Linked DNA regions of Mus musculus: regions 1, 3, 4 and 5 are each linked to region 2. The links are chromatin loops, found by intact Hi-C in ENCODE. Cell type or tissue: left cerebral cortex. All regions are shown on one strand.

Region 1 (4,000 bases), 55 kb before region 2:
CATTAGTGAGGAGAGGAGGATGGAGGGAGGGCTGGACCATATTATGAGAAGGCATGGTTAGGCACTGTCTGCAGGATGCTAAGGATGCAGAATCAAATCAGTAGGCATAGAGTCTACAGGAGAAGTGAGGGGATGTCCCTAGTCTCCCAGGCTGCTGGTGACAAGAACACTGGTTCCTGGCATTCGTGACAATATGAGAGTGCAGCTCGGGACAGGGAGTCCAGGGACCAGGTAACTGTGATGGAGAATATATGACATGCATAGAAGGAAAGGAAATGACAACTGCTTTGAACGGCACGTGGGAAATTAGGGTTCCTTATTTGGAACTCTGATAGACATCTGTTGTATTAAAAAGAGAATTTTCCCAGCCCTTAAACGGAAATCACCCCCCCCCAGGACTTTTTCAGTACAGCTTTTATATTGCATAAATATATTTGAGCAAAGGGCTAATAATCATGTTATGTCCATTTCAATTTCAAATGGCTATAAAATGATGTGTCTCATTACCTCAGAGTCAGGACTTGTACACACACAGAATGCCACCAAATGTCAGTCAACTTATTTTTTTTCCTTCTTTCAATGTTAAAATGATTCATTTCAGGTCGTTTAGAATGTTTTAAAATTTCTGAATATAGAGCATGTTTCATTCCTACCTGTGCTCTGCTGCTAAACAGTTCTTTTAATCTATTTTTTTCCCTTTGTGATGAAGGTAGACAACAGTACAATTGCTTGTTTATAGTCATAAATGACCTAATGACCGTTCCAGCCAAATGTCTAATGAAATGTTAGTTTTCACAAATCAACTTTTGACATGCTTCCAAAAGCATCTTTTAAATGATTCCTAGTGTTTCTGTTCAGGTTTCGGTAATTGTATAAAAAATATGCATTTTTTTTCTTTTACCCCAGGAAACATATGGCGTAAATGCTTTAGGAAGCATGAGTCATGCCTTTGATGAGGCGGCCACTGAAGAAGCAGCTCCTACTGCCACAGTATAAATAGCGTGATAAGCCCTATCGAAGGTCAAAAATCTAATTTTAAGATACGTATTTTAAGAATTGTTATTTTAGCCACCTTGCCATGAATTAGAAATGTGGTCTGTTTATGTCTCACATTGACATTTTCTAGTGTGTCCTCCTTTCCTTCTTTCTTTCCTTCCTTTTTTTAAGCAAGAGAGATGAAAACCTCATTTTGTCATATTGCAAGTCAAAAATCTCTGAGATTTTGCAGTGCCAGAAAAAAAAAAAAATCTCATCTGCCCATTTCCTGCCCCCTTCTCTCCCCTCCCCCAGAAAAATCCTTTCACCTCCCAAACAACATCTAAAAATACTTTTTCCCCTTTGCTGTTAACTGCTCTCTTGAAACTTGAAGCTGTGTCTGAAGAACTAGGTTGTCAATGTTTCTGATTTCCCACCTCCCTTCTGGTTGTCTTTCTTCCTCTCCCAGGCGGACACCTGAGAGTAATCCTGGATGTGATATTGTGTAGGTTATCTCTGCTTAAAACTGTTCCTGCGTAGACTGTACCATTGTAGGAAATAGAATGTGCTTCCTCCAGCCATCTCTTTCTTCCTTTTAAAGATTTGAAAATAAAATGTAGTTGTTAGTTTCTCTCTCTCTCTCTCTCTCTCTCTCTCTCTCTCTCTCTCTCTCTGTGTGTGTGTGTGTGTGTGTGTGTGTGTTTGTATTGTGCCATGGGCATGTCTGCTACCTATGAAGACCAGATGAGGGTGCCAGGTTTTCTTCAAGTCTTCATGACACTTAGTACTCTTTAATTCCTGAGCCATCTCTCCACCAGCCAGTCATCTTTTCCTCCCTGTCAGCTTACATCCAGTGAATACTGACAATCATAATTGATTAAACATCTATGCCATACAGGGAGTTTGACTGATCACTGAAAGTTTGGGTCATTTGCATACTGTTTGTAATTAGCCCTGGGTTAACTGGAATTTTACTTGCCTGGATTTCTAGATATAAGGAAATGGGTGAAAAGGTTAATTTTGGTCTTCTACCTGTTATTTAGCCTTCAGACACACTCTTGGGCAGCTCCTGAATTCTTGGCATTCTTGACTGAGTCAGGAATTTACTTCTATCAACTAGTCATTGCATTTGTTGAGCCAATAGGTTGACAATGCCTTAGCTTGCTTTCAACCTGGCAAAATATCTGGGGAAGAAAAAAAAATCTCACAAATGATTTTTAAAGACAACTCTGTTGAGGTTTGTGTTTGTAATTCCCAAAAATAAGTTGTTTTCATTTGAGCCAATATCCCATTCTGTAGCTCAGGTTGGCCTTGGATTAACTCACTATGGAGCCTTGGTTGACACTGACTTCATGGTGATGGTCTTGCCTTTGCTTACACAGTGATGGGATTACAAGCCTGCACCTCCATTCCTGGCCTCATAGTATTAAAAGAGATGCTGATTGAGAATAATATTAGAAACAAGGAACAGGATAAGGACTGTCTAAATTATCCACATTTCCCACCCCCAAAATATTGAAGACTAACATGGATGTATTTAATTATAGTCTTTCATGATATATATGTGCATATTTGTATATGTATATGCGTGTATTTTTAAAAAACTGATATCACATTGCTTAAACACAGATCATGAGTTTCTCACTTAGTAATTTATGAATATAATTTTCCATATTTCAAAATATATTTTGAAATTGATCTTTAAATATTTGTGTTATAGAATATGCACTGGTTATTAACCTACACATTATAATCTAGTCTGTTCATATTGGAAATTGCTATTTTTCTATATAGGACTTCTGCCATATTTTCTTGATTGAACTATGCTTTCTTGTATGGCCAGAATTGTGCTAGGGCCCCCAGCATTCTTGTCCACATATGTATACAGCCTACATAATTCCCTTCTCTTTTATGAGACACTGGCCTGGAAGCCTAATGATCAGTTCTCCCCATGACCGGTTTATAGAATATGGAGGATGGGAATCAACAATCCTGTATCAGGTGCTTTTGAGTTAATCGAAAGGCTGGTTATCTTGGCTGGGTCTGACTTCAAGAGGAAGTCAATACCAGCTGAGTAACTAGGCCCTTCCTAAAAGGGGCACGTTCTCCTGCTGGCCTTGAAGGAGCCCATGGGTATTCTGAGAGGGGGGTATAAGAGGGTAGGGACAGCAGACAGCAGCAGGAGCAGAAATAACCCCAGATCGACCTTCAGCAAGGAAGCGGAAACCAGTCCTATAATTCCAGGAACTGACTGCTGCCTATGGCGTGGAGGAGCCTGGGAGAAATCTCAATCAGAAGTCATGTGAATGAATAGAATGAGCACCTGCTTGCAGCCTGTGAGGCCCCTGGGGCCAGGTCATCTGAGCTGGACTCCCATGTCAGAGAAACTAAGGTACCGAGTGATGCTTGAAGCCCCCTGGCTACACTCATTTGTTACTCAGCCATATGGAAACCTGGGCCACTTCTGCTCTCCCTTCCTGCAGCAGCTTCTCTTCAGCCTGCAGGTCTGAGCCATGAAGTCCTGTCCCCAGGGCTTCTCCCATTTAGGGTACTTGCTTTTTTTTTTTTTTTTTTTTTCTACACCAAGAGCAACCCCAGGACAATAGTAGTTGCTTTTTTCCCCCCTTTCATGTTTGCATAGTTGACAATGGTGAATATCCAGGCCCAGATAGGCGAGGACATATTTGTTCAATGGCTAAAATACATAGGGAAATCTGAAGAAAGGCAACTGGCAGGAACCGTAACAGAGTCGCCAACACAAGATGTGGTTTGAACAATATACCCAGTGAGTGTCTCATAACGTATAGCGTTTAATGTATTATCTAAAACTGGTCACACATCAAAGTGACACAGAAATCCTATTGAAGCAAGATTCACTGAATAATTCATGAGTGCGTTAGCTGTGTGGATTCGGAACCTGCACGCATATACAATTTGTTACACAACCTTGTCAGTTTTTATGTGAATATGGGAGTGAAGGAAACTGCACATTTATGGTAATTGTCAGTTATTGATCACCTTGGAA
Region 2 (4,000 bases):
GTGTGTGTGGGAAGGGATCCACGGCCTTAGGGCCAAATAGGACCAAAACCCACCTCCACCCTTGAGTTAAGAATGAGGTGATTGCTCAACCACTGTAATTGTCCTTTACACTACTCTTTCCGCAGCATCTATTAAAACTCTGAGCTGACATGTAGTTTCCCTACCCTGTCTTCCGGAGCACTTTATGTTAAGGGGAAATCACTATAATCACATCTCTATCTCTTGCTTGCTACTAAAATGAGGCGCTTTCTTTCGAGGATGGTTCAGGGACCACCGATCCATCACATTCTGGTTGTATGCGCGCGTGCACGCACACACACATACATACACACACACGGACACACACGGACACAGTAACTCCCACAACATCCTCGCTTCCATCCCTCCTCCTTCTCGCTCTCTCCTAAGGATTGCTGAACATTTTGCTCCAAACTCTCCAAGTCACCCACGTGTTTGTTCTCCCCTTTGCTGTTCAATTTACTTCTGGACTTGACAAGAGTTGTGCTCAGGCTGTATGTGCTGCAACCCTGCGAGCGAGCAGCGAGCAAACTGTCTTCCACACCCTGTGTGTGCACTCTCTGGTCAGATCTGCCTGGCTGATCCCTCCTTTCTGGGGTGAGTGGACAGATTTATGGGTGGTTTCCAAGGTTGCACTGCAGCCTCCCCCACCCCCAGCTTTCGCGCCTTCACCCTCCCTCCCTCTACTAGAAACAAACTGAATTAGGTTTCATCTTACTGCTGGGGTGGGATGGAGGAGCGGGGAGAGGGAGGTGCATGGCTCAAATAAACCAATAAACCGGTAAAACACATCACACACACACACACACATACACACACACACACCACTGAACGATTATACTTTACTTTCACGTCTATTACACACCTGCATTATATCTTCTAGGGCAAGGACAGACACGCCCCTGCTCACCCTCCCTGAGTTTCTTGAATTTGACCCTGGATTCCAAGATTGGTGGTGACTGGTTAACAGACAGAGTGGGAGAAGAGGGGAGGTGACCCTTTCCCTGAGTGGGGGAGGGGCGCTCTCTACTCACCGTCTGAGTCCCTGGAAAGACGAGGGCCAGGACATCCTAGATTTCTTCAGGCCCGGCCGGTGACCTGTCTCCACCGCGTAGGAGGTGCGGTCCATGGCACGGCAGTACAGGTAGCGCTCGGTGTCCGAGTAGCCGCGGTGCCGGACGCGGCTGGCCCCGCTTGAGGCGTAGCGACCACGGGTAGCTCCGGGTGGTGGCGGGGGTGGTGGCAGTGGGGGCGGTGGCGGTGGCTGCAGCTGGGGCTGGGGCGAGGGTGGCGGCGGCGGGGGCAGGTGGTGATGGGGGTGCAAGAGGCGGAACTGGGGCTGCCGGAGCGGGTACTGGTGGTGCTGCTCGTGCCTCCAGAGATGCTTAGGGGCTTTGAGAGCGGCCCCGCCAGCGCTGTCATTGCCCTCTTCGCTGACCGCCCGGGCCGGCACGCTGCTGCCCTCTGCCTCCATCCTGGCCGGCTCTGTGCCCCGCTGCCCCGCCGGGTCCACCACACCAGCCTGAGCGCCTCCCGGCTCCTGCTGCCGCCGCTTGCCGAGGCGCCAGAGGCTGGGCTCAGCTTCCGACTTGTAGCGGTCAGAGGCTCCTGGCCACCGAGAGGGGGCTCTGTTAGCGGGAGCGATCGCCACAGGGATCCTTGCTCCGTAGCAGAGGCAGAAAGGCGCGCTGGATGCTCCCAAGTAACCAAGATTGGCAGGCGAGGCTTCTCTGATGGTCGGTTTCTTTTTCCCCTCTCTTTTCTCTTCGTTCCTCCGCTGAGATTAGGGACTGTTGGCAGCTAGCTCTATAGAATCTGCTCTTCGCAGCAGTAGCCTTCTCTTGAGTCCGGGCACCTGAACCTGGATCTCAGAGCTGCTGAAAAGTTGGACAGCTCCCGACTGACCAGCTGGAGCTCTGACTTTCTCCAAAAGCACTCCAGCCAGTCAGGAGTCAGACCTGCTCTCTGGATCCTTCCCCTCCCTGTGCCCGCGCCTCCCTCCCTCTCTGCTCCCCACTGCCCTGAGGTTTGCTCTTCGACGCTTGACTAAGTCCTCTCCTCTCACAGAAATGGATTTGATGATTTCTGGCTGGTTCTCAGAGCTTGTTGAAAATGAGTCGCAGGATGCAGGCTTCCAAAGAAAAGGGATGCTACCTGTCAAAGTTGCAAGGAACGTTGTGTCTGTGTGTAGCTACAAAAAATGGATCTGCACGAAGATCTAATATTTTAGATTAATTTAGTCTATTTCTCTGCCATAGGATTAAATATTCTGTGAATCTTTCCTACAGAAGGAAAATTGCTCACTGTTTCCTTCTGGACATACTCCAGCTAGTGTTTTGGTCCTGGAGAGGAGAGGTAGCTGGGAATCAAGATGAACAGTCTTATGATTAGGAAAGTCCAGCTGAGCTCTCTGACCAAACTTAAGCCTGGTCACAGATGTCTGGTTATCTTTAGGGGCTGCTAGCTTCCGAGCTTGGCTGCAGTTTTGCTTTCCTGCCACATTTCATAGACCCTAGCTCTATTACCAAAGAATTTAAAAACCTGCTGTTGCCATCATTTCACAGAAACAGTCACCTTTGATGCTACAGTCCGTGTGCAACTTCTATCTCCTAGAATTAGCATTTTTCCTTCAATATCAAAAATTTTTTAAACGTTAAGGTAATTTCATAGCACTGTGAGGACATTTCACGTACTTTCTTTGAGATTGTTGTATCACTGAAAGATCATATGCCAGCTCCTGACGACTCATTCTACCATTTGTCACTGCAGAAGTCACCATGGTACTACCCGTTAGTTGTCAGATACTTAGGTCTCACAGTAACTCATCGGCAGCTTAATCATTCTGTTCCCTGCAGAAAGTCATAACATGGTTGAATGTGTACGAGAGTATTTAGAATCAGGAAGCTTCAGCGTGTTGAAAACCCAACCACCTCTACACAGTGACTGCTCGGTAGAGCTGCTGTGAGGTAAACGGCAGTAGAGAAGATAGTGAAGTTAGATGTCCTTTGCTCACAAGTAAGAACAGCCCATGAAATACACAAACATCTTCTTCTGGAAATGGCAATAGTTTAATGCTGGACACAGGACACAAGACCCCTGGAGCAGCTGTAATGGCTACTCATGATTGGAAATGTCCCTTTCCTTCAGTCCTTAGCCTTGGGCATTTTGCTCACATTTGGACCATGCACAGACTCTGAGAAAGGAGGTCCCGAGAGGAAGGAGGCAAATGTCTCTGAAGCACTGTTTCCCCCATGAAGAATGTAAACTGTACATGACTAAGCACACCTCCCTTGGAAGACACAAGTGTGACAATGATGAAAGTATATTCTATTTCCTAGAGGAGAATTGAGCCAGTATCTTCCCAAATGTGAACAGAAAGAAAATAATAAAATGTTCTGGAGCATAATTGGGTTTTTATTCCTTACCATTCTTAGCCTTGTTAACATCAGGAACCATTTCAAGGAAGTGTTTCCCATCCATTTCCTTCCCCAAACTGTAGTACCATGACTCCACCTAAAACCCCTACCTTTGCAGATGGTAACGGTCAAACGGTTTATGATCCTTTTCTCCAGGTTAATCAGAATGATTCCAATCTGACCTGCTTCTCATTGCCAGTTGGCTACTTCCATGGGACCGAGGAACATTTTCTTTTATCTATAACTTCCGTTGTGTTTAAAAGACTTTGATTTGTTCATAGCGTAAAATTAAAGTCCAGGAACTCTTTTACGTTCACAGAAACCATTTGCCATATTCCCTATTTGCAGAATTTTCAGTTTGACATAATTCCCATAGATGATTGTTTAAAAGACTTATTTAGTGTATATGAGTAGAGTGCATTGTTGTTGTCTGCAGGCACACCAGAAGAGGGCATTGGGTCCCATTTCAGATGGTTGTGAGCCACCATGTAGTTTCTGGGAATTGAACCCAGGACCTCTGGAAGACCAGCTAGTACTCTTAACCACTGATCCATCACTCCAGCCCA
Region 3 (4,000 bases), 95 kb before region 2:
TCTTTGTTGCTTATTTATCCTTTGGGTGTTACTACTAAACTAACGCAGGTCAAACATTGCCAAACTGTAAAATGACGGTTGGTTTTTATGTTCGAGCACGAAAGTGGCAACTATCTAGCAAATGAAAGCCTGTCGGAGTGCCTCAGCTCTAACTCAGCTCTCAAGAATCGTCACCTGGAGTCAGTGCCCACTGATTGGATTCCATTAGTTTGAATCCTGTTGGTGTCGTCTTCCTTATCGGTCAGCCCCCGTGTCACCACATCAGATCCACAGAGGACTTTCCCCCATTCTCCTGGTTACTCTGCCCTCTAACCTCCCCAACTTAACCTGCATTTTGGTCAAGGTTGATGCATGGTCTTGGTCAGTGAAACGTGGGAACATTTTTGGTGCGTATTGACCTTAAATACCTGAGGCTGTGTTAATGTCTGTGGCAACGGATTCACTTGGTAAGAGGGCCTCTTTCCCCAAACGCATAATTGGGAAAGAAGGTGGCAAGAAAGAGGCAGTGGGGGGTAGTTAGGAGGGATTTGGAGAATGGTAAGCCATGGATAGTGAAGGTCACCGACAGAGCTAAGGGGAACTTGGCCTCAAGGGAAACGGCACTGTTTCCTGTGGCACAAATGTTGCCGCAGAAGTCCAGGCTATCCAAAAAGCAATCGGCTGTCCTGACCTCAGGCACAGTGAGCGTCATCTTCTCTCCCATAGATGATCTGCCTGCCTGAGCCAGCCTCTTCCCTGGCAACAGGGAAGCCATGGGTCCGGATGAGAACTGCGGGAACCTCAGCCCCAGAGGTTTCGGTTTGGATTCTCCCGTGTGGCCCCTTCCTAAGTATCCCCCATCAAGGCGCGGGGCTTTTCTCACGCAGTTCTCATTTGTACAAACAGAAATAACCAAACCTCCCTGCAGTGACTGGGGCGCTGCTCCTGAGCCGTTTGCAAAAGGATTTCTCACGTTTAGATGTCCACTCCCTTAGATCTGGGTGAGTTCCAAGACTTTAGGCTTGGAAAGCAGAATGCTTTCCCCGATCCCTGTGGCCAGGCATAGGGGGATGCTAAATCCTGTTCCAATAGGTGCTCGACTGTCCCTTATGTCACCTGGTCACAGGTTTTTCTGGTTGTACCATTTCTTTTCACGCGTGTGACTTTAGAAAGCATGGTTTTAACAGCCCCAAGGAGTTTCCCTTTGGCTGCCTCTTCTCCCCCACCCCCCATTCCCCATAAGTGATCTCTCATACAGTCTGAGGCACCGGAAGCACCCTCTTATTAGCAGCTGAAGTGGCTCTCCCAGGCAATAGCAGGAGAAATACCAGAGGGCAAGTGCTGAACGTTGCTCACCTTCATGCTGGGTTAAGCTGCAGTTCGTTCACCCTGTGACATGATGTAATATTCCTAAATTCTGATAACAGTGAACTCGTCTATCCTTTCTACGCCTGTAAGGCTTGCTGTTAAGATGGTCTGTGATTTATTACTAAGCACTACCTGTCTGTATTTAAGTGATTCTTCGTGGGTATTTACTTCTGGTCCAGTCACAGTCTGTTTTGATGCTTGCTTACTGGTTTTTTGCTAAATGCACCGCTATGATTTTTGTTCTTGTTTGTTGTTGCTGTTGCTTTTGTTTGTTTGGTTTTTGGTTTGGTTTGGTTTTGCCTCCTTTAGAGCAGCAGAGAGTTTGGGTAAAAGTCACTCAGCAGGCCAGCCTTTTAATGGACCAGTCCTGTTGTATAGTAATGGGAGGAGCATTGCTGATGTTGGTTCTACAGCCCTAAGACACTGCTAAGACACTGACTCTCCCCCCCACCCCCACCCAAAGCATAGAAAACACATGTGTGCATAGATCATAAAGGTTAGTATCAGGGAGCAACTGTGGAGATGAACTAAAGTGTTTACCTCCATAGCTCATCACATCTTACCATCCAACTCACACACACACACACACACACACACACACACACACACTCACACATACACATATACACACAGACTCCCTCCCACCCCACACCCACAGCTATTGGCTAGTTTTTTACCAGAAACTTAGAATCAATCTTAATAATTACTCTAAAAGGTAGATTTATTTGCTGTAATAATTTCTAGGGTGATAAATTGTTTTTAGGTACCTCTTCCCACAAATGATGAGAAAATCTGACTATCTGACTGTAGGGCAAGGAGTAAAAATATAATATTCAATAAAGCAACTTGGGAAAGTGCGCAAAAAGTGACCCCCCCATTCTTAGCAAAAGTAAACTGTGTGGATTTTCTAGATAACCTGTATTTGGTTACAATCTAAGTGGTTGAATCCCAGTTTCAACCAAGGACTGTGGCTGCAGACATCACATTGGCCACAGGGCGGCACTGCAGGTCACCTAATGGAGCAGATGCACAGTTGAAATGTTTGAAAACTGCCTCTAAAATTCTGAAATTCAGTCCAACGAGGGGAGAAAAAAACGTCATGGGGGATAACACAAAGCTAGACACACAGTTCTACTCATTAACAAGAGCAATTAAAGCTACAGGACTCAGGAAAGAATCAAGTTAGCCAGTTAAAGACTTGGAGACTGTGTTTTTAAAGCACACACTTTATTATCTATCTATCTATCTATCTATCCATCCATCCATCCATCCATCCATCCATCCATCCATCCATCCATCTGATTTTTATGTGTTTATGTTACTATTGCTGATGTGTAAATGTGCATGTGGAAGTCAGAACATAACCATGGCCATCATTCTTCAAGCATAACTACTTTGTTATTTGAGATGGGGGTCTCTCAGTGACCTGGGGCTCCCTCTTATGCAGGCTAGAGTGACTAACTAGTTGTCCTCATCAGCACCAGGATTACAAGCATAGCCTATACCACGTGTCCAGTTTAGGTTTGTTTGGTGTAATATGGGTTCTAGGATTTGACCTCAAGTCTTCATGCTTGGAAACCACTTTACCAACTGAGAGATCTCCTTAGTCCCAAAGCTTAAAATGTTTATGATCAGGCCCTCTTAGAGAAGAGGTATGTTGACCTTTGCACTAGATCTACGATACTTTTCAGTGAGCCACATGGAAATAATAATTCCAGTTAAAGAAACTTCAATCCAGGACTGGCCAGCCACAAGTACCTGCTTCCTCAAATGTGTATCAGGAATTGGATGAAGTCACTGTCTGTTGTCGTTTCCAGTGAGTCACACCCAGACATATGAGGCCAACGGGAGAGACATTCAAACCATACCCAGAGACTTCGGTGTTGGACATGATCTTGGAGGGCAATGTCGGTGTTGGGAATGAACTCAGAGGGCAGGGGACACAACTGTTTGTTTTTCTGCTTCTAGTTGAGAGTTATACCAAACAAAGGAAATGGCCTGGGTCCCCAGCCACAGGATGGGCGTGGCTTCCGTTTGAGCTTCAAGCAAGGTGCTTAGGGCTCTCTACAGGGACAAGCCACAATGTGCAATGTGGGAAAGCCTGCTTTTGTTTGGAGATTTAGTTCTCAGTGTGGTGAAAAGAGTTTGGAGTGTAAGGGAGAAGTCCTCAGGCTCAGATCAATGGGAAGACGTAAAACCATGGCAGAGTTGGGAAAGGGTTGTTAGCAATAAAAGAATTGCTGAAGAGAACCACGGTAATAATTTTCGCAAGAAAGGACTGCGAATGTAGCCAAGAATAGTCCTTAGAGTCTTAGCTACATACTCCATTTATTCTGTATAGACCCTAACTAATAACGCAAGTGAGAGATGTTACAGATAAAGCAGTGTTTCTGAAGGAAGCAGATACCTGTGGGGAAATTCTCAGCACTAGGGAAGCACAGAGGGAGTGATGGACAATGAATCTCTTGAAGATCAACAGAAGTACAAGATCCGCTGCCCTCCTTTGAGTTGCAACCCGGGGAACTGAAAGGGGTGGACAGGTGGACAAGAGTGTCTGAGCAGGAGGACAGTGGGAGAGAGGTGACATCCTAAATCTCATCCAAATGACTACATGAACTTAAAACCAAAATGAACAAAGGAATTTACACTCTCC
Region 4 (4,000 bases), 76 kb before region 2:
GTGGATATTTGAAAAGTATTAAATATCAAAGAGCCTAGTTTTGAGTCTTGCCTATCACATGGAAGTCTCGTTTTGGCAGAATCATACATATCAATTTCTTTGTACAATATTTGCCAGGAAGGCAATCACAGGCCTAGAAGCAATAACTGGGAAGTGGGAATAACAAGGCTCTTTATTTTTAATAGAAAAGGAAGATTAGACTCCTATCAAGAAAAGCTGTTATCAATTAGTGCCAAACAGAGATAGACAATGAGGCCATTGTCTGACTATTAGACTTAGAGAGGCTCTCAGTGTTCTTCCATTGACACGTTCAAACATCCTCCCCAGCACAGGGACGGTCTCTAGGAATGTCACTGACAGCAAGGATAGTAACTAATGGACTTGAGTCCAACCAGACAAGCAAGCACCCATACACACATGTGTGCATATGCGTGTGTGTGAGTGCACATACAAACAGAGAGAGAGAGAGAGAGAGAGATTGATTTTGATTTTTGGACATGGCTAATTCCCAATTTAGGCATAAAATAAATTACCAGATTTGAATTTGAGGTTAAGGTTCGATAAAAGGGTTTTGATAGTATATATAACTTGATTTTTAGCCTCCCCTTCAACCCCCCATGCACCATTTATTTTTGTTCTTGCTGTTAAGGTTCAGTTTCTGCCAGACAGACAAGTCACACACACACACACACACACACACACACACACACACACACACACACACACACAGTAAAAGTGTAAAGATATAAAGCAGAGTGGACCATTGCAATTAAAATGGGAGAACAGCAAGTAGCCTGCTTCATTAAAGGCAGACAGCAATCCTGTAGATTGAGTGAAGCACAACTTAAACTGAGCAAGTCACCAATCCATTCAACTATCCAACTTCTGAAAACCACAGAATAACTTTACTATCCGAAAGAAGTATTCCATTGTAGAAACACAGACGTGTTAAATGTCACTGCATTTCAGAAATATGTCTACCTCTTCACAGATGATGAAATTCACCTTCAAGATTATCATTCCCACATTTAACTTTCGAGGCCACACACACACACACACACACACATACACACACACACACACACACACACACACACACACACACACACACGGCACCTTGGTGACTAACTAAGCCATCCAATGTCTGTTTACACAGTTCACATTTTGTCTGATTCTTACTCCATTTTACTCCTCAGCATAAACATGTTAATTGAAAGACAGAAAATGCTCATTAGGAAAAAAGGACTTAGAAGGAAGCTCAGAGACAGAAGTGGGAGTCAGACGAGGTCCAGTGGAAGTCTCATTAGGAGAGAGTCCGCTGAATGCCATGAGGAGCAGTGGAGAAAAAGACCACGGACGGCAGCTGGGCATTTAAGAGGCTCAACCTGAACTTAATCTTCACAAAAAGCATCTAATTTCTTGTTTGAAATAGTGTGGCTGAAAAATAATATCACAAAAGGTGCTATTGAAATGATCCACATGAAGAAAACGAATTAAAATAAAAAAAATCATACTCTTCAAATTATGTCAGGTCATTTCCACTTGTACTAAGACAGGAAATTGAGGTTTTATTGCCTTTATTAGCTTATTATCTTCACATAACACTTATACAGATTAGGGGAAATGATGTGCCTAATAGAAAATATAAATGTTTTTGATAGAACAGGGCTTAAGGAAAGGAAATAAAAAGTGGTTAAAGCAAAGTAATTCATAAAAATTATTTCCATCCAAAGAAAAAGAAAACACAGTGACAAGTTTTTTCTTTTGCTTTGTTTTTGTTTGTTTTTAAATCTAGTGCAATTCATAAGTGCAGGGGAAAGGGGGAGAGAACCTAGCACTTGAGTAACTGTGAAGATACTGACAGGGAAACTTGAAACTATAAAAGTAGATCTGCCAAGTCCAGCCATAGGAACATGATTTTCCTCTTTAAAAGAGGCAAGGACTCGAGGAAGTTAGGGTTGGGTACCTAACTAAACAAAACCAAAGATGACCAAGGTAGTACTAGAAAAAGATGATTTTGATAATACATTTTGAAGAGTTTGGGGGTCACCTTGGAGATTCTCCTTCAGCCTCTCCCCTCCTCTCCTCTGCATCGCTTTAACTTGTGGCTTGTTCAAATCTCTCTTCACTAGCTGGCATGTGTGGATGGGTAGATCTGACCAAGGGTCGTTTAAAGGGTCAAAGGCACTGACCTAACCCTCATCCAACATCTCCCATATACAACTTGGAGACTGAGGCAGTGATGCAGTTCAGATCCGAGCAGAAGAGAAGGTTCCATCTCACCAGTCCTAGGGATACAGCACTGTTCCATGTGGACTAAACATAAGTGATGTCTAAAAAAGAGTAGGCCAACAGGCTTCTTTGTAAGTGCTAGCTGTGATTCATCCAGGCGGCTGTTGAAGTGGAGGACTTCTTTGGGAAAGATTCCTAGGCGAAGGCTTGGAGAGGAGGCAAGACATGCTGCGTAAATAAATGTGGTACTGAGAGAAGTCACATGTAACACTTGTCACCCTTCACACTGAGTATTTACTTAGCCAGGTGTTCTTGTGCTGTTGTTCATAGAGTGGTCCCAAAGAAAGTATGTAACAAAGGATTAGGCTAAGCATAGAGTGTAAGTAAGAGGAACACACACACACAGACGGAGAGGGAGGGAGGGAGAGAGAGAGAGAAAGAGAGAGTGGAGAAGCTCAGTCATAACTGGAAATGGAGTATCTAAGGAGGGGATAGGGGGCTTTCGGGGGGGGGGGAAACCAGGAAAGAGGATAATATTTGAAACGTAAATAAAATATCTAATAAAGAAACTTTTAAAAGCTCACATTCTGGTTCTCCCCCCTCCCCGTCTCTCTCTCTTTTTCTCTCCCTCTCCCCCCTCTTTCTCTCTGTGTATGTGTGTGTGAATACAAACTGAGGGCTTCATGTGTGCTAAGCAAGCATCGTCAAGCTACATCCCTAGTCCAAGAACACCTGCATTTTTTTTTTTTTTTGGTTTATTAACACTTAAGCTCTTGATCAAATAGTCTACCACTAGTAGATTCATTTTTTTCCTGTTAAAACAATAACTCAGTGAAGAAATCCATTTGTATATATGCCCAATTATGTAAATTACTTAACACATATAATTATCTGGATTACTTGCCCGCTATCTTTATAATCAATGTTTCTGCAGCCAGCTGTGAGAGTTTGGCAGTCCTCCTTCAACCGCAGCTGTTTCCCCAAATTCCACTGGCTCCACCCTTCAGCTTAACAGCAACCCCACCCCCACCCCCCCAAGAAAGAAAAACAAGTTTCTCTGCAATTACATCTTAAGGGTTTGGTTAAACCACAAAACAAATGGCGTATTTTGACGCACCTATTCACTAAAAAGGATCCCAAACTATTAGCAATATCTAGAAACACTTTGCTGGTGTCTACATTAAGACATCTTTCACACATGTATCCTTTCATATCCCAAGTTTTTAATAGTCTTTCTAAGTAGTTTTAACAGGTACTTGTGTTTCCTTTATTAATTAAAAAGTCAGAGACATCACCCTGGTGCCCTCCATAATTCACCGGAACATGAACATCTAGAACGCATCTTCTTCTAACATCTGGGAAGATCGTGTTTGCTGTTAATTTTAGAATTCTGCTTTGGTGTGGGTTTTGTCTTGAAGTTCCAAGATAAGAGGACATACACCTGAACTTCTCAGTTTTAACATTACCGGGCTCCAATGTTATTCAGTTCCCTGACACGTTCACTGTTTATCAGTACCGTGAGCTTCAGTGAAAACATCAATATAGCTCTCAGTGGGCAACTCTCTCATCTTGGCAAGAAGCCCATGAAAGAGAATCGACAGACCTTTTCTATATTTGAATTTAAACGACACGCTGATAGATAGCATCTTTTCACCTGTAATTGGACTGGAAAAGGAGCAGCAGAGAGGAAGGCCTCCCAGCTGGTTTTTCAGAACATTTATTAGCTGTTTCTCTCCTGGCCACCGTGGATCTGACTGGATTAATGCAT
Region 5 (4,000 bases), 69 kb after region 2:
AAAAGAAACAATATTTTAGAGGGGGATGTAGGCACTAAAAACAAAAGCAGCATGAACGAGGCATACGAGAAAGGCAAGTGGTGTGTGTGTGTGTGTGCGTGCGCGCGTGTGTGTGTGTGCGTGTGTGTATGTGTGCATGTGTGTGTGTGCGTGTGTGTGTGTGTGTGTGTGTGTGTGTGCGTGTGCGTGTGTGTGTGTGTGTGTGTGCGCGTGCGTGTGTGTGCGTGTGTGTGTGCGTGTGTGTGTGTGTGTGTGTGCATGTGTGTGTGTGCGTGTGTGTGTCTTGGGAGTTTCAGAAAAGCAGGAGGAGCAGAGGACACTTTGGTTTAAGTTGGGGATTCTGCCTACATAAGCATCATCAGTACCTCTGAGAATGCATCTGGTCCATGTGCTCATTCAATCATATGCTGCAGAAATACTAAAACAAATGGCCTCCCAATAGCAAGCATACAGTGGAGTTGGAGAAATGTTTGGAATCTCTCAATAATACTGGTGGGGAATTATTGAACTCAATACAGATGTGTCTGAATAGTACCTTTTTTATCTTTAAGTTCATTTATTAAAGAAATGTAAAAAACAAATCATTGAGATGAAATTTTGAATCTTGTTATTGAAATATGAAAAGTGTAATAAAGCTGACTGATGAAATCAAGAAATATACCAGGAAGAAAACTGTAACCATTTTCCCAGATAATTTCAAAGGGGGTAATCAGAAACACACACATACATGCATATGTACACTCACACGCACGCACACACACACACACACACATAGAGAGAGAGAGAGAGAGAAGAGAGGGAGAGAGAGAGAGAGAGTGAGAGAGAGAGGTTTTTAAGAAAAATGACTACCAGGAAAAGCTTGACAATTTAATTAATCATGAGAGGGTGAATCAAATTAACATATTGAGAAAAGTTTATTTATTTTTTCTAATTTGACATGGCATACTGACATTAATGAAGAAGACCTGGATTTATGTTATGACACATAGCCAAGACCTGGATGACAAAGCATTCACCGAATGAGAAGATACATCGCACTAATCACTATCCCCACAAACACACCCTGCAAATGCTCTGAAATCACTTAGTTCATTCATACAATACATGGTAAAAATTTCTTAAAACTTGACACCTGCTTTCATAATTTATACAAAGTTACCATTTTTTAACTAATAATAATTTAAAAATAAGCCATACTTGAGAAAGGCTTGACTTTTTCTTTTTAATGTGTTTATACAGGGTACATTAAGTTTCACTTGAAGAATCCATCAAAGAGCATGTAGTTGAAGTCTAGAGTAAAAGTTATAGAACTGTGTTACAGCTAACAAAACACAGTTTTTAAAATGATTCATGATATTTATAATATAAGCCACATTCTATTTAAAATCTGTAGTGGTTTCTTTCTCACTACAAATACTAACTTGCTATGAACACTTTTTAAATTTTGCACTTCAGGGGGACAATGCAGCTAAGCTGATCTCAGCTCCAAATTTCAGCCACTGTCTACTTTACAGAGCTGAACACTTTCTGCAGAAGAAAAAAGAAAGAAAGAAAGAAAGAAAGAAAGAAAGAAAGAAAGAAAGAAAGAAAGAAAGAGAGTGGAGAAGATTATGTGTACAATCTGCCCTGGTAGATCTAGCTATTCAGATGCTGTAGAAAGAGACTCAAGTTATCACTCTCCTCCATCGGGGGTCACAGTGCTTAAGTAGAGGGCAAGGCTTTGGGAAGCAAGGTCCACTCCTACTTCTCTTTATGTAATGCATCAGAGACCTTCCAATACGCCAAAGGAGTTCTTAAGATAATGCTTTCATACATGGACGAAAGCCTGCCTCAGAGGAACAGACATTAGTTCTAGTTCCCTGTTTTTAAAAAGAAATATTCTAATTCCTTAATGCTTCACTCCGTGAACGTGAAGAATTTTGAGCAACGCTCCCAAACACGACTAAGGAACCATTCTTTTCACATTTGTAGGGACTCGCCCACGCTTCTCACACCCCCACTCCCTGCCTGCTCTCCCAGCAGTCCATCAAATGGTAATTTTTACTAGAACACAATGGCATTGAGCCATACCAAAAGCCATAAGACAGCAGAACGGAGAAACAGGCTGCCTTCCAACACACACATTCTCTATCCTAATTTAACCCCAGAGTTGAGAAGACAAATCTGTTCCCCAGCACAACAAATGAGATTGTGAATAACCACACTTAATGTTCTCTGGTTTGGATTTTCATCACTAAGTTATACTCCATCTACACGGAGAGTACCCCTACTTTAATTATGCTTTCTGCTAAAATGTGCCATTCTATTGTTCAGGTAAGAAACACAGCTCTATTCACAATGAGGTGATGCACTCTGCATTGCTTTTGTTTGTTTTTAATCTTGTCAACACCTCTAAGATGGCCAGCTTCCTCTACTGATTAACAGGACTGAACTCTGGGAATCAAATCTCAATCTTCTATTTCCACAACCGTTTCTTTAAAAAATGAATTTTATATCATGAGTGTTGTCTGCATGAATGCCTGTGGATCGTGTGTAAGCCTGGCTCCTGTAGAGGTCAGTAGAAGGTGCCATGTCCTCTGGAAGTGGAGTCACAGATGGTTGTGAGCTACCAATGTCCTTTGCAACCTGGGTCCTCTGCAAAGGGAAGAAGTCCTCCTAACCAGTGAACCATCCCTCTAGTCCCACCGTAATGATTTCTTAACTCGATTTTGACAGAGTCCATAAGGCTATACATTCTCAGCAGAGATACTAAGCAATATGAACAAGAAAAACATATTTTGGGGTCCCTATACTAATAAAATATATAGAGAATATATTTTAAAAATCTATGTTCTCCACTCATTGAGATGAGTCAAATAAAATATGTAATCAATATGAAAGAAGCTTCTAGATTTTGTTGTGATAACCTCAGGATAGGGCACTTGGAAGCGTCCATTGGTACCATTTCAATTAACAATGAATATATAAGTTATAATCCAATCTTTTCTTGAGATTTTGATCTTGGTTTATTCTGTTATGAAAACAAAACACCTTGAAACCTGTAGGTTTAAAGTAAATTAGTCAATCCAATAAGCATTTCAGTATAAATTCCAAGTACCTAGCATGTATTCACAACTAGAGTACTGTAACGGAGCATGTCCCTTCCCATACTACAAGGCTCTTGTTTGCTCCCAGATAGTTGTGAAATTTGACTCCTTTTATCACCTGTGATTGCCTTCATCATTCAATGTCTTAAGCCAGGATCTTAGTCCTATCTCTTATGCATGCAGGGTTGAGTCTGCCATTAGTCAATTGGGGCTGGGGAGGAATGCACAGGGCCCTTCCCTCTCTGCTAACTCATTGGTTACATCTACTCTGTGGAAGGTGCAGGCACTGGCCTTAATTGAGCACCCACTAGAGAGCTTGCCACGCTCAAAGGGACACTTCTAAACCCATGGTCACGCAGGACGCTGCTCCTAGTTATTTATATACAGTGGTTACAAAACAAAAGTACGCAAATATGAGAGAGGGAGTATGGGAGGAGACCTGATGGAGTGGAGAGAAATAAGGGAGGAGAAGGAGTGAAAGCAACCAGAGTGCATCACACACACATATGGAACTGTCACAGAATAGCTTTAATAAAAATTACAATAAAACAATCACATGGCTCTTGACTTGGAAATTCCATTGTTCTCAGCTCTAACTGGCTCCCACTAAGTATCCTATTCCACAACTCACCCAGAGAAAGAAGGCTAGCACTGTTCCTTTTCAGACAGACTATTAGAAAAATAAATTCCAGAAGCAAAGCTATTCCAATCCATATAATGCCTTTTTAGATATGTTTACTAAAACCCATAATTTGAAATGTTATAGTTAATGTATTTCTCAGGTGTAAAGGCCTTTGTTGCTCAAAGTAATCTCTTTGTTTATGCTTACAATAATGCCTCCATGAGAATGATTTAAATGTAAATTAGGAGCCATCCAAAATTATTTTGTTGCTGTAATATTAGATTACTTGGTC

The links. Peaks named below come from ENCODE experiments on the same cell type or tissue, not always from the same donor. Only the 100,000 strongest peaks of a DNase experiment are listed, where the experiment ranks them.
Region 1: a loop joins it to region 2, with 7 times the contacts of the local background. A loop is called at or near these places in 2 of 42 quality-filtered maps.
Region 3: it touches region 2 in a loop (5-fold over the local background); 6 of 42 quality-filtered maps call a loop at or near these places.
Region 4: a loop joins it to region 2, with 2.5 times the contacts of the local background. A loop is called at or near these places in 4 of 42 quality-filtered maps.
Region 5: a loop joins it to region 2, with 2.4 times the contacts of the local background. A loop is called at or near these places in 3 of 42 quality-filtered maps.

Annotation. Positions count from the first base shown.
Region 1 is chr13:109,168,830-109,172,829 of GRCm38, reverse strand. The region is part of intron 3 of Pde4d (phosphodiesterase 4D, cAMP specific); the gene reads right to left. Among named protein-coding and RNA genes, the nearest start is that of Mir582, 150 kb to the left of the region's middle. In left cerebral cortex, no CTCF peak of the experiment used is centred here; DNase peaks (open chromatin) are centred at 1,024, 1,195, 1,359, 1,752 and 1 more place; H3K27ac peaks cover 1,480 bases.
Region 2 is chr13:109,114,133-109,118,132 of GRCm38, reverse strand. The region is part of intron 3 of Pde4d (phosphodiesterase 4D, cAMP specific); the gene reads right to left. Among named protein-coding and RNA genes, the nearest start is that of Mir582, 210 kb to the left of the region's middle. In left cerebral cortex, a CTCF peak has its summit at 1,629; DNase peaks (open chromatin) are centred at 1,685, 1,905, 2,334, 2,842 and 2 more places; H3K4me3 peaks cover 2,834 bases; H3K27ac peaks cover 1,853 bases.
Region 3 is chr13:109,208,945-109,212,944 of GRCm38, reverse strand. The region is part of intron 3 of Pde4d (phosphodiesterase 4D, cAMP specific); the gene reads right to left. Among named protein-coding and RNA genes, the nearest start is that of Mir582, 110 kb to the left of the region's middle. In left cerebral cortex, a CTCF peak has its summit at 2,338 (motif pointing right); DNase peaks (open chromatin) are centred at 18 and 2,339; H3K4me3 peaks cover 701 bases.
Region 4 is chr13:109,189,765-109,193,764 of GRCm38, reverse strand. The region is part of intron 3 of Pde4d (phosphodiesterase 4D, cAMP specific); the gene reads right to left. Among named protein-coding and RNA genes, the nearest start is that of Mir582, 130 kb to the left of the region's middle. In left cerebral cortex, no CTCF peak of the experiment used is centred here; a DNase peak (open chromatin) is centred at 2,389.
Region 5 is chr13:109,045,365-109,049,364 of GRCm38, reverse strand. The region is part of intron 3 of Pde4d (phosphodiesterase 4D, cAMP specific); the gene reads right to left. Among named protein-coding and RNA genes, the nearest start is that of Mir582, 280 kb to the left of the region's middle. In left cerebral cortex, no CTCF peak of the experiment used is centred here; a DNase peak (open chromatin) is centred at 2,027.